Linked DNA regions of Homo sapiens: region 2 is linked to region 1. The links are chromatin loops, found by intact Hi-C in ENCODE. Cell type or tissue: PC-3. All regions are shown on one strand. Each heading gives the region's core, and the rest is flanking DNA. Links, peaks and the distances in the headings are about the cores only.

What was found. A loop is a pair of places that touch in the nucleus more often than their neighbours do. Peaks named below come from ENCODE experiments on the same cell type or tissue, not always from the same donor. Only the 100,000 strongest peaks of a DNase experiment are listed, where the experiment ranks them.
Region 2: it touches region 1 in a loop (8-fold over the local background); 1 of 110 quality-filtered maps calls a loop at or near these places.

Annotation. Positions count from the first base shown.
Region 1 is chr16:69,014,426-69,019,804 of GRCh38, reverse strand. All of the region lies in intron 15 of TANGO6 (transport and golgi organization 6 homolog), which reads right to left. Among named protein-coding and RNA genes, the nearest start is that of HAS3, 89 kb to the left of the region's middle. In PC-3, for the core only: no CTCF peak of the experiment used is centred there; DNase peaks (open chromatin) are centred at 2,194 and 2,624; H3K27ac peaks cover 3,719 bases.
Region 2 is chr16:68,950,279-68,955,657 of GRCh38, reverse strand. The region is part of intron 14 of TANGO6 (transport and golgi organization 6 homolog); the gene reads right to left. Among named protein-coding and RNA genes, the nearest start is that of TANGO6, 110 kb to the right of the region's middle. In PC-3, for the core only: no CTCF peak of the experiment used is centred there; no DNase peak of the experiment used is centred there; H3K27ac peaks cover 1,290 bases.

The DNA.
Region 1 (5,379 bases), core at 233-5,232:
GCACTTTGGGAGGCTGAGGCGGGAGGATTGCTTGAGCCCAGGAGTTTGAGACCAGCCTGGGCAACATAGGGATAGTTTGTCTCTACAAAACTAAAATGAAATAAAATAAGGAGAAAAGAAGATGCCCAAAGTTTAAGGAGTACATATAAACAGATAAGTACTGACAATTATAGAACTGTGTGGCAAATGCTGTCACAGAGTCAAGCAGAGGTTGCTCGAAAGCATGACTTTGCTAGTCTCAGTCCCTTGGAAGGAAGAGGACGAAGAAGTTTGTTTTTTTTCGTTTTTGTTTTTGTTTTCCCCTCAAGGTCCAAAGCACAATGTACCTTCCATACAGTATAAGAAAAAGATAAAGGAGTACTTTCTCCAAAATGCTCCCAATTCCTAACATACTACATGCAGTCATAAGACTCACCTCTGTCCTGTTAACATCAACGTATGCTGCCAAAACTAAATCATTGATGACCTAGACATAACCTATTTTCAGAATAGAAAAGAGGAGATTTGAATTGTCATCTCAGACTCTTTGACCCAGTCTTTGCATTTCTAATTATCTATCCTAGAGAGGTAGTTACATATCTGCACAAGGACATCTGCATCAAGAATTTAGTGAATTGTAATCGTGAAAAATGAGAAGAAATAAACTAAAAAATTCATATAGGAAAGGTTAAATAACCATGGTATACCCATATTACGGATTACTATGCAGTGATTAAAATGAACATGACAGAATTATATATACTGACATGAAAAGCTCTCCTCAAGACATTGTTAAAGTGAAAGAAACTACCAGAACCAGTATTCCCATTTATGTATGCAAATATGCACACACACAACTTTTCCTACTATTAACAAATCAAACATACAGATTTATTTATTTATTTATTTATTTTTTGAGACGGAGTCTCACTCTGTCGCCCAGGCTGGAGTGCAGTGGCGTGATCTTGGCTCACTGCAAGCTCCGCCTCCCGGGCCTCAACCTCCTGAGTAGCTGGGACTACAGGCACCCGCCACCACGCCCGGCTAATTTTCTTTTTAATATTTTTAGTAGAGATGGGGTTTCACCGTGTTAGCCAGGATAGTCTCGATCTCCTGACCTCGTGATCCGCCCGCCTCGGCCTCCAAAGTGCTGGGATTACAGGCGTGAGCCACCGCGCCCGGCAAACATACAGATTTAAATATGTACATTAAATATTCAAATGCATAGGAAAAAAGAGAAAGGACATATACTAAGACAAAGGAGTTAACTTGTTTGAAGAGTAAATAGAGCTGGGATCAAACTTAAATGGTCTGATACTTAATTCCTATGAGTTACCTATGAGTAACTCCTATGATATATTGCATTTAAGAGATTTCCGGCCGGGCGCGGTGGCTCACACCTGTAATCCCAGCACTTTGGGAGGCCGAGGCGGGCAGATCACGAGGTCAGGAGATTGAGACCATCCTGGCTAACACGGTGAAACCCCGTCTCTACTAAAAATATTAAAAAGAAAATTAGCCAGGCGTGGTGGCGGGCGCCTGTAGTCCCAGCTACTCGGGTGGCTGAGGCAGGAGAATGGCGTGAACCCGGGAGGCGGAGCTTGCAGTGAGCCGAGATCACACCACTGCACTCCAGCCTGGGCGACAGAGAGAGACTCTGTCTCAAAAAAAAAAAAAAAAAAAAAAGAGATTTCCAACGGCTGGGCATGGTGTGGCTCACCATGGTGAAACCTCGTCTCTACTAAAAATACAAAAATTAGCCAAGCATGGTGATGGGCTCCTGTAATCCCGCTACTTGGGAGGCTGAGGTAGGAGAATTGCTTGAACCTGGGATGATGAGGTTGCAGTGAGCTGAGATCACGCCATTGCACTCCAGCTTGGGCAACAAGGGTGAGACTCTGTCTCTCAAAAAAAAAAAAAAAAAGATTTCCAACTAAGACTAAAATATACTTTTCTACCTTTGTTGCAGTGCTTTCTCTTTCTGGAGTTAGGAAGGGGGCTTGCTCACTCTGCAGTGGGAGATGAGGATCCAGAGTTAGAGATCTGTGTTCTAGGGTTGGCCCTGCTGCCAACCAGCAGAGTGACCCCTGGGCAATTCACTTCGCTTCCCTGGAAGTGGAGATGAGCCAGTGAGACAAGATGACCTCTCAGGCCCCTTCCACTTCTAAGTGTGTGAGTTGGTGAGTCACTTTCAGTTTAGTCATTAGGAAAATGAGATTTAGGAGACTGGGGAAGGAAGAAAAGGCACACATTCATGAGCCCTGGAGTGGGAGGCTGTTGTGGTTAAAGGAAGAAGGTTCCTTGTCAGGAAGGAAGGCACATAAAAAATGAAGGAAGTTTGGAATCTACAAGCAGGGGAAATTGCAGGTTGAAAAGGGTAAGAACACAGGAGAAACATTTTAATGTTTACTAATATAGTGGCTTATAGTTAAAAATAAATGATAAAGAAAAGGCATATTAACTTATCAAATAATGATTAAGTGTGTACTATGTGTCTGCCACTGTGCTGGGCCCTGGGGGACTAATCATAAGCAAGAAAGATACAGTCCTTACCCTCATGGCAAAACCTAATGGGGAAGAGGAAAAATACTGACCAAGCAATAACAATGGAGTGAGATGTGCCAAAATGGTGACAGAGAGGGACTTTTATGAGTAATGTTTGATCTGGTTTCTATTCTATTAACAACAGCTCCAGTATTATCTTATTTGCTCAGACTCTAAAGTGTGTTCATTTTTTTTTCACTACTCCCTGTTACCCTTCAATTAGTTCACTTATTATTCAGTCTTCGTTTACTTCCACACAGGATCTGAAGCAACTTACAATAAATAACGTTGAAACCATGTGTCATTAAAATAAACATTTTAGGCTGGGTATGGTGGCTTACACCTGTAATCCCAGCACTTTGGGAGGCTGAGGTGGGCGAATCACCTGAGGTCAGGAGTTTGAGACCATCCTGGCCAACATGGTGAAACCCATCTCTACTAAAAATACAAAAAATTTAGCCAGGTGTGGTGGTGCCTGCCTGTGGTCCCAGCTACTCAGGAGGCTGAGGCAGAAGAATAGCTTTAACCCAGGAGGCGGAGGTTGCAGTGAGCTGAGATCGCACCATTGCACTCCAGCCTGGGTAGAGACTCCATCTCAAAATAATAATAATAAATAAAATAAAATACATAAAATAAATATTTTAAAACCTCTACAGTAAGTGAGAGAAGTGCAGACATCCCAAGCTAAGAATGGCTACTGCAAATAAACCAAGAGTTTAGTAGTTTAATTTTACAATTCTTGGTAGCTAAGGCAAAAAAGGAATTAGAAAACACAGCTCTCATTATCCAATAAAAGAAGGAACATCATGAAGAGAGAGAAACTTCAGGAAGGACACTAAGAGGTATCTCATTCATTCATCCGGCAAATCTTTTTTTTTTTTTTGAGATGGAGTTTCGCTCTTGTTGCCCAGGCTGGAATGCAACAGCGCAATCTCGGCTCACCGCAACCTCCCTCTCCCAGGTTCAAGTAATTCTCCTGCCTCAGCCTCCCAAGTAGCTGGGATTACAGGCATGTGCCACCACGCCTGGCTAATTGATCCAGCAAATCTTAATTGAGTGCCCACAGTACTCCAATGTGCCAATGTTCTCAGTACTGAGGACAATATGGCATGAACAAGAAATCAAAGCTCCCATCTTCATGAAGCCTACTTCTAGCGGGGAAGAAAGACAATAAATAATAAAATTTCCAGCAGCAATGAAGGCTATGAAAAAAAATAAGGAGCGGGGGAGTTGACAATGTGGGTGAGGGCTCAGGGAAGAGCTCTCAGAGGAGAAGACCTCAAGGAACAAGGCATGTGAGGGCCTGGTGGAAAAGTGAAGAAGAGAGTGGGCAATAGAAGCTTTATATTCAATGCAGGAATCATACGGCTGTTTCTTATACTGACTGGCCATATAAGTCAAGAGCATATCACTATATTAACAAAACTGCAACTTAACGTTCCATTTATGTAAATTCCTGCCCTAACTGAGCTCCAGCACTCCTTTGAAAATGAGCATCCATTGGCCAGGTGCGGTGGCTCATGCCTGTAATCCCAGCACTTTGGGAAGCAGAGGGGGCGGATCATGAGGTCAGGAGATCGAGACCATCCTGGCTAACATGGCGAAACCCGGTCTCTATTAAAAATACAAAAAATTATCTGGGCGTGGTGGCGGGCGCCTGTAGTCCCAGCTACTCGGGAAGCTGAGGCAGGAGAATGGCGTGAACCCAGGAGGTGGAGCTTACAGTTAGCCGAGATCATGCCACAGCACTCCAGCCTGGGCGACAGAGCAAGACTCTGTTTAAAATAAATAAATAAATAAATAAATAAATAAATAAAATAAAATGAGCATCTGTTAAACTACATGCTCCATCAACCCATCCCAGCTACATCTGAGAACCCAAGAAGCCAGTGGGAGTGTCAGCATCTCAGACCCTGCATTGTACCTGGTCAGCTGGCTCTGGGCTCACTTGCTACCTTGTTTTCCAAGTGTTGGACTGGAAGAACTGGAACACTCACTGCATCCACTCTGCATTTCTCAAAGGGCCCCTGCCTCCACGTTCTCCGAGACTGGACCTCTCTTAGGCCTCACATACATAGCCTAGATCTGTCACATACTTGGCTCAAACCTGGTCTTCTTTGGGGATTTATGACCTTGCCTTCATTTCTTGGGGCTCTGCTACCCTCTGACTAATCTTCCCTCCCTTCTGATCTTGTGATAGAGGTCTCAGGACTGTATTGTACCCTAGTCTCCAGGTGGGAGTTGGCTTGAACTGGTTTCTATGGAGAACAAAATGAATGCACATAGTCAAAGAATCTTCCAGGGCTGCAATTTGGCATAGGCATTGAATTTTAAGATCCTACATAAGAGGTTCTTTGTCTTTTCTTTTTCTTTTTTTTTTTTTTTTGAGACAAGGTCTTGTTCTGTCACCCAGGCTAGAGTGCAGTGGTGCAATCATAACTCACTGCAGAATCAAACTCCTGGGCTCAAGAGATCCTCTTGCTTTAGCCTCCTGAGTAGGGTGGGACTATAGATGCACACCACCATGCCCAGCTGGTTACAATTTTTTTTACAGAGATTGGGCCTTGCTATGTTGCCCAGGCTGGTCTCGAACTCCTGGGCTCAAGTGATCCTCCTGCCTTAGACTCCCAAAGTGCTGAGATTATAAGTGTGAGCCACTGTGCCCAGCCCAGGGGTTAATTTGAGCTTTAGGGATTCCTCTATGTCAAATTTTGTATACATCTCACTGGCATTTTCCCAATTTTCCTTACAAACAGTACATTAATTTTGTTCAAGTATCCACCTGTCGCCATCCCTCCCCATGTGATTCAGGCTACAGTTTCCATTGGTCTAAGTGAATCGTGGTGGACATCTCCC
Region 2 (5,379 bases), core at 203-5,202, 64 kb after region 1:
CACTCCTGAATCTTTCTCCTTTATACTGTTGTCTCACTGAGTAATTTAAATTGAATTTATTTTCACATTTTCACGTACAATTTTTGACCCAGTGACCCAACTGATCGTCTCAGCATCTTAATAAGTGCTGCAAGTAACAGCTTCTAATAAGTATGAGTGAAAGATCAAACACCACTGTGCCAATGCAGTCACAGTGAGGAGCAGAGCAGCGTTGCTCTATGAGCTGTCATTTTCCTTGTATGTCCCCTGTTATGAATGGCATCTGGACAGATATATCCCGGATGAAATTCTGCTCCTAGCTTAACCATTTGGTTGCTGAATTGCAAGACAAATAATAGATACATTCAATTTTATCTAATTAGTATACTCTGACTTAATAATTTTGCAAACTGAATCACTTTACAAACTAAATATAGAGAAGTTATTATTATGGTCTGGTTTCCAAGCAACGATTTCATTAAGAAAAGCTCCACTTGGGAAAAACATCTGTTTGTCAGTTAGGTTTCTGCTGTCATATAATTTCACAGTGAAAAAGCCATAGTCACTCTGTGCTTTAGTAATCCCTAGTTGTGAAAAGGTCAACGGGGGGTACTACACCGAGGGAAGCCATCTGTTTCAATCTGTACTAGTCCCTGAACCTTGTTGTCATGAAACAATTCAGTTTCCCTAAACAGCCATGTAATTTTAAAAACATTCTCTTCTTATTATAAAATCAATACGTGTTCATATTAGAAAACATGAAAAATATAAAAGACACAAAGAAGAAAATAAAAATCACCTGAGTTTTTGATGCCTTCATGTTAGATCTCATTTGAAAATGGATTCCACCGCTAAAAAATTACTTAAAACCCACTGGCCTAAAATAATGCCATATGGTTTTTTACCTTTTTAATCTGCAATTAGGATGTTTTTCATAATGGTTAAGGGCTGTGTGTTGGACAACCAAGCTCAGAAATTTGTACAGATATCCAAACATTCTCATTGCATTTTATGAAAGTAGGCTTAAGGAGAGACTGAATTCTCCATCAGTGGTGAAGAGGTGAGGAAGGGTGTGTATGTGGCATGACACATGAAATGTGGTATAAAACTTTCTCGCTAGGCACGTACATAGCCTGACAGTGAGTTCTCAAAACTTTTTTTTTCTTTTGAGCAGCAGAACTTTGTTTTTCCATGAAATCTTAAGAGAGGGCTTGATGAAAGAGAGAAAAGGAGAGCCATCTGGTTAGAGTGGGTTGCCTGGTGCTCCAAACCCACTCACCCATGCCCCTCCTTACTGATCCTAAGGGTCTGGAGGGCACAGGCGTTCATGCAGTTCTTGCCTCCTGCTCCTCCCTGCTGTAGTCCTGCTGCTTTGCTGTTTCGCATCCTACAACACTCTTTCCTCCTTCCTTTTTTTTTTTTTTTTTTTGAGATGGAGTCTTGCTCTGTTGCTCAGGCTGGAGTGTAGTGGCACGATCTCAGCTCACTGCAACCTCTGCTTCCTGGGTTGAAGCAATTCTCCTGCCTCAGCCTCCCAAGTGGCTGGGATTACAGGCACACACCACCACACCCAGCTAACTTTTCTTTTTTTTTGTATTTTTAGTAGAGACGAGGTTTCACCATGTTGGCCAGGCTGGTCTCGAACTCCTGACCTCAAGTGATCCGCCCACCTCGGCCTCCGAAAGTGCTGGGATTACAGGCATGAGCCACTGTGCCTGGTCTCCTCCCTTCTTTACTAGGTTAATTCCTAACTACCCACAGATCCTCACTGATGGGTTACTGCCTCGTTCCCTTGCTGTCAGGGAAAATGTCCCTAAAACATGTTTAGTGAAGCAATTAAATACATCTTAATTTCATGGTTTCTGGGGCTCATTTCAAGTCCTTCTCCTCCTATTCATATAGACTAGCTGTCACAAAGGCGGGTTTCACGACCAAGAAGACAGTATGAGATACCTCCAGGTAGAGTCAGTTGCTTAAATGTCTACTTTACAAGCTATTAAGGAGGTCTAAGTATCTTCCCTACAGAACGGCTATTTAAATTTTGCCCTGGAGCCACCCTTTATCTAGTAAAGTTGGAATCTGAAGGCAAGTTAAGGAGGATGGAGTTAGTGAGAGAACACCATGTACCTTTTATTTAGAGCACCTGTGTCAAAACCATGTTTTACATTTGTGTGATTTTGTATCATTTGCTCTTCTCCAACTGTAAACTCCATGAAGGCAAGACATGACTGTTTTTCTCAGTGTTGTACCTTGCACAGCACCCTCAAACATAGCAGTGCTCAATAAATATCTGTTGAGGCGGGTGCAGTGGCTCACGCCTATAATCCCAGCACTTTGGGAGGCCGAGGCAGGTGTATCACCTGAGGTCAGGAATTCGAGATCAGCCTGGCCAACATGGCGAAACCCTGTCTCTGCTAAATACAAAAAACTAGCCAGGCGTGGTGGTGCGTGCCTGTAATCCCAGTTACTCAGGAAGCCGAGGCAGGAGAATCGCTCGAACCTGGGAGGCAGAGGTTGCAGTGAGCCAAGATTGTGCCACTGCACTCCAGCTTGGGAGACAGAGCAAGACTCCGTCTCACACACACAAAATAATAATAATAATAATAATAATAATAATAATAATAATAAAAAATACCTGTTGAGTGAATGAACATTTTAAGCCATTAACAACAACAACAAAAAGAAAACCCTAATTGCCAAAGAAAATATTTTACAATTCTCTTTTTGTCCCTATTTAAAGGTTATCAATAGTGGAAAACAAAAGTTGAACACAAAGTACAAAAGTGATTCTAAAACAGCTTTCTCCTAAGAAACACCTTAGCAATCATGTCCCAGCAGGTGGACAGAGAGATGACCTAATGAGGTCTTTGGCAGCTCAAGGGGTTGTGATTCATTCCCTGAGGCTCAATTCATTCCCAACCTTCAATCCTCCTCTGGGGCAGGAGAGATACCACAAGGTCAGGAAGCACAAAAGCCTAATGTAAAAATCTAAAAATGTGTTGCCCAAACTGTACAGACACCATTTAAGTTTACCTTCCACCACTGCCAAGTTCTCAACGTGACCTGAGAGGGGGTAATTGATGCTTCATTCAGTTAAAAATTGTAAAGTTATGATTCACCAACAAAAGGAACTATGTCAGTGTTAATAAAAAATATAATTGGGCTTACTAAGTGTGTGAACAGCTTCAAGTATCATCTTAATCACATCTGGTGAGATTAGGAATTTTAATTTGTATTTGAGATGAAGGGTGACATAGGCTGCTTGCTCTTTAGTTGGGGAGGGAAACACAAAAGCAGGGTGCACCTCTAGCTGATACTGCAATAAAGCTCCAGTAAAAACCATGGATTACTTAGAGAGTGTGGGATGCTGTATTTAAGGGGAAGTCTGAAGAGGGACTTGCTGTTTTACTTACAAGCTCTCTCACTACTCCATCCTCCTTAACTTGCCTTCAAATTCCAACTTTACTAGAGAAAGGGTGGCTCCAGGGCAAAATTTAAATCGCTGTTCTGCAGGGAAGGTACTTAGACCTCCTTAATAGCTTGTAAAGTGGACATTTAAGCAACTGACTCTTTACCTGGAGGTATCTCATGTTGCCTTCTTGGTCATGAATCCTGCCTTTGTGACAGCTAGTCTATATGAATAGGAGGTGAGGGACTTTAAAGGAGCCCCAGAAGCCATGAAATTAAGAAGTATTTAATTGCTTCACTGAAAATGTCATGATCCATGGTTCCATGGTTTAATTTTACCATCCGTAAGAGCAGAGGCTGGCCAGGTGTGGTGGCTCACGCCTGTAATCTCAGCACTTTGGGAGGCCGAGGCGGGTGGATCACAAGGTCAGGAGATCGAGACCATCCTAGCTAACACGGTGAAACCTCGTCTCTACTAAAAATACAAAAAATTAGCTGGGCGTGGTGGCGGGTGCCTGTAGTCCCAGCTACTCAGGAGGCTGAGGCAGGAGAATGGTGTGAACCGGGAAGGCAGAGCTTGCAGTGAGCTGAGATCACGCCACTGCACTCTAGCTTAGGCGATAGAGCGAGACTCTGTCTCAAAAAAAAAAAAAAAAAAGAACAGAGGCCATGGTGTTGTGACAAAGGTGAGAAAATGCAATGGAAAAAGGAAGGAAGTACAGAGGCATAAATAAGGGCCTTGGCTTTGGAGTTGAATCCAGCCTCTATTACATACTGGTTGGCCAAGCAGTTGGCCTCTTAGCCCTGGTTTCTTTGTCTGAAAAATGGGAGATGAAGATACTGACTCCTATACCTTGCCTTCATGCCCATTTTGCTCCACTAACAACCTGAACTGCTTCCCTTCTGTTATACTTTATATTTGCCCAACCCCCCCACCCTGCCTTTTTTTTTTGAGACAGGGTCTCTGTCACCCAGGCTGGAGTGCAGTTGTATGATCACAGCTTGCTGCAGTCTTGACCTCTTGGGCTCAAGTGATTCTCCCACTTCAGCCTCCAGAGTAGCTGGGACTATAGGCATGCGCTACCACACCCGGCTAATTTTTAAAATTTTTATAGAGACAGGATTTTGCCATGTTGTCCAGGCTGGTCTTAAACTACTGGGCTCAAGTGATCGTCCACATCGACCTCCCAAAGTGCTGGGATTACAGGCAGCAGCCACAGCACCTGGTCTGGCCCCACTCTTGAACATCTTCCTACCTTTGCTTTTCCCTCAGCTTCAATCCCCTCACACTCATTTGAGTGTCTAAATCCTGCCCACCCATCTTTCATAGTCCTGAGAGCTCCACAAAAAACAACAGTACTGTTCTGAGTTTTTAACGTTATTTTTAAATTTTTTAAATTTACTTTTTTTTTGAGACAGAGTCTTGCTCTATTGCCCAGGCTGGAGTGCAACGGTGCCACATCAGCTCACTGCAACCTCCGCCTCCCAGGCTCAAGCGATTCTCCTGCCTCAGCCTCCTGAGCAGCTGGGATCACAGGTGCCCGCCACCACACCTGGCTAATTTTAGTACTTTTAGTAGAGATGGGGTTTCACCATGTTGGCCAAGCTGGTCTCGAACTCCTGAACTCGTGATCGACCCACCTCAGCCTCCCAAAGTGCTGGGACTACAGGTGTGAGCCACCGCGCCCATCCTAAATTTTTTTTTTAAAACAGAGTCTCGCTCTGTCGCCCAGGCTGGAATACAGTGGCTCGATCTCGGCTCACTGCAACCTCCGCCTCCCAGGTTCAAGCGATTCTCCTGCCTCAGCCTCCAGAGTAGCTGGGATTATAGGAACCCATACTATGCCCAGCTAATTTCGTATTTTTCGTAGAGATGGGGTTTCACCATGTAGGACCAGGCTGGTTTCAAACTCCTGACCTCAGGTGATCTGCTTGCCTCGGCCTCCCAAAGTGTTGGGATTACAGGCATGAGCCACCACGTGTGGCCTTTAA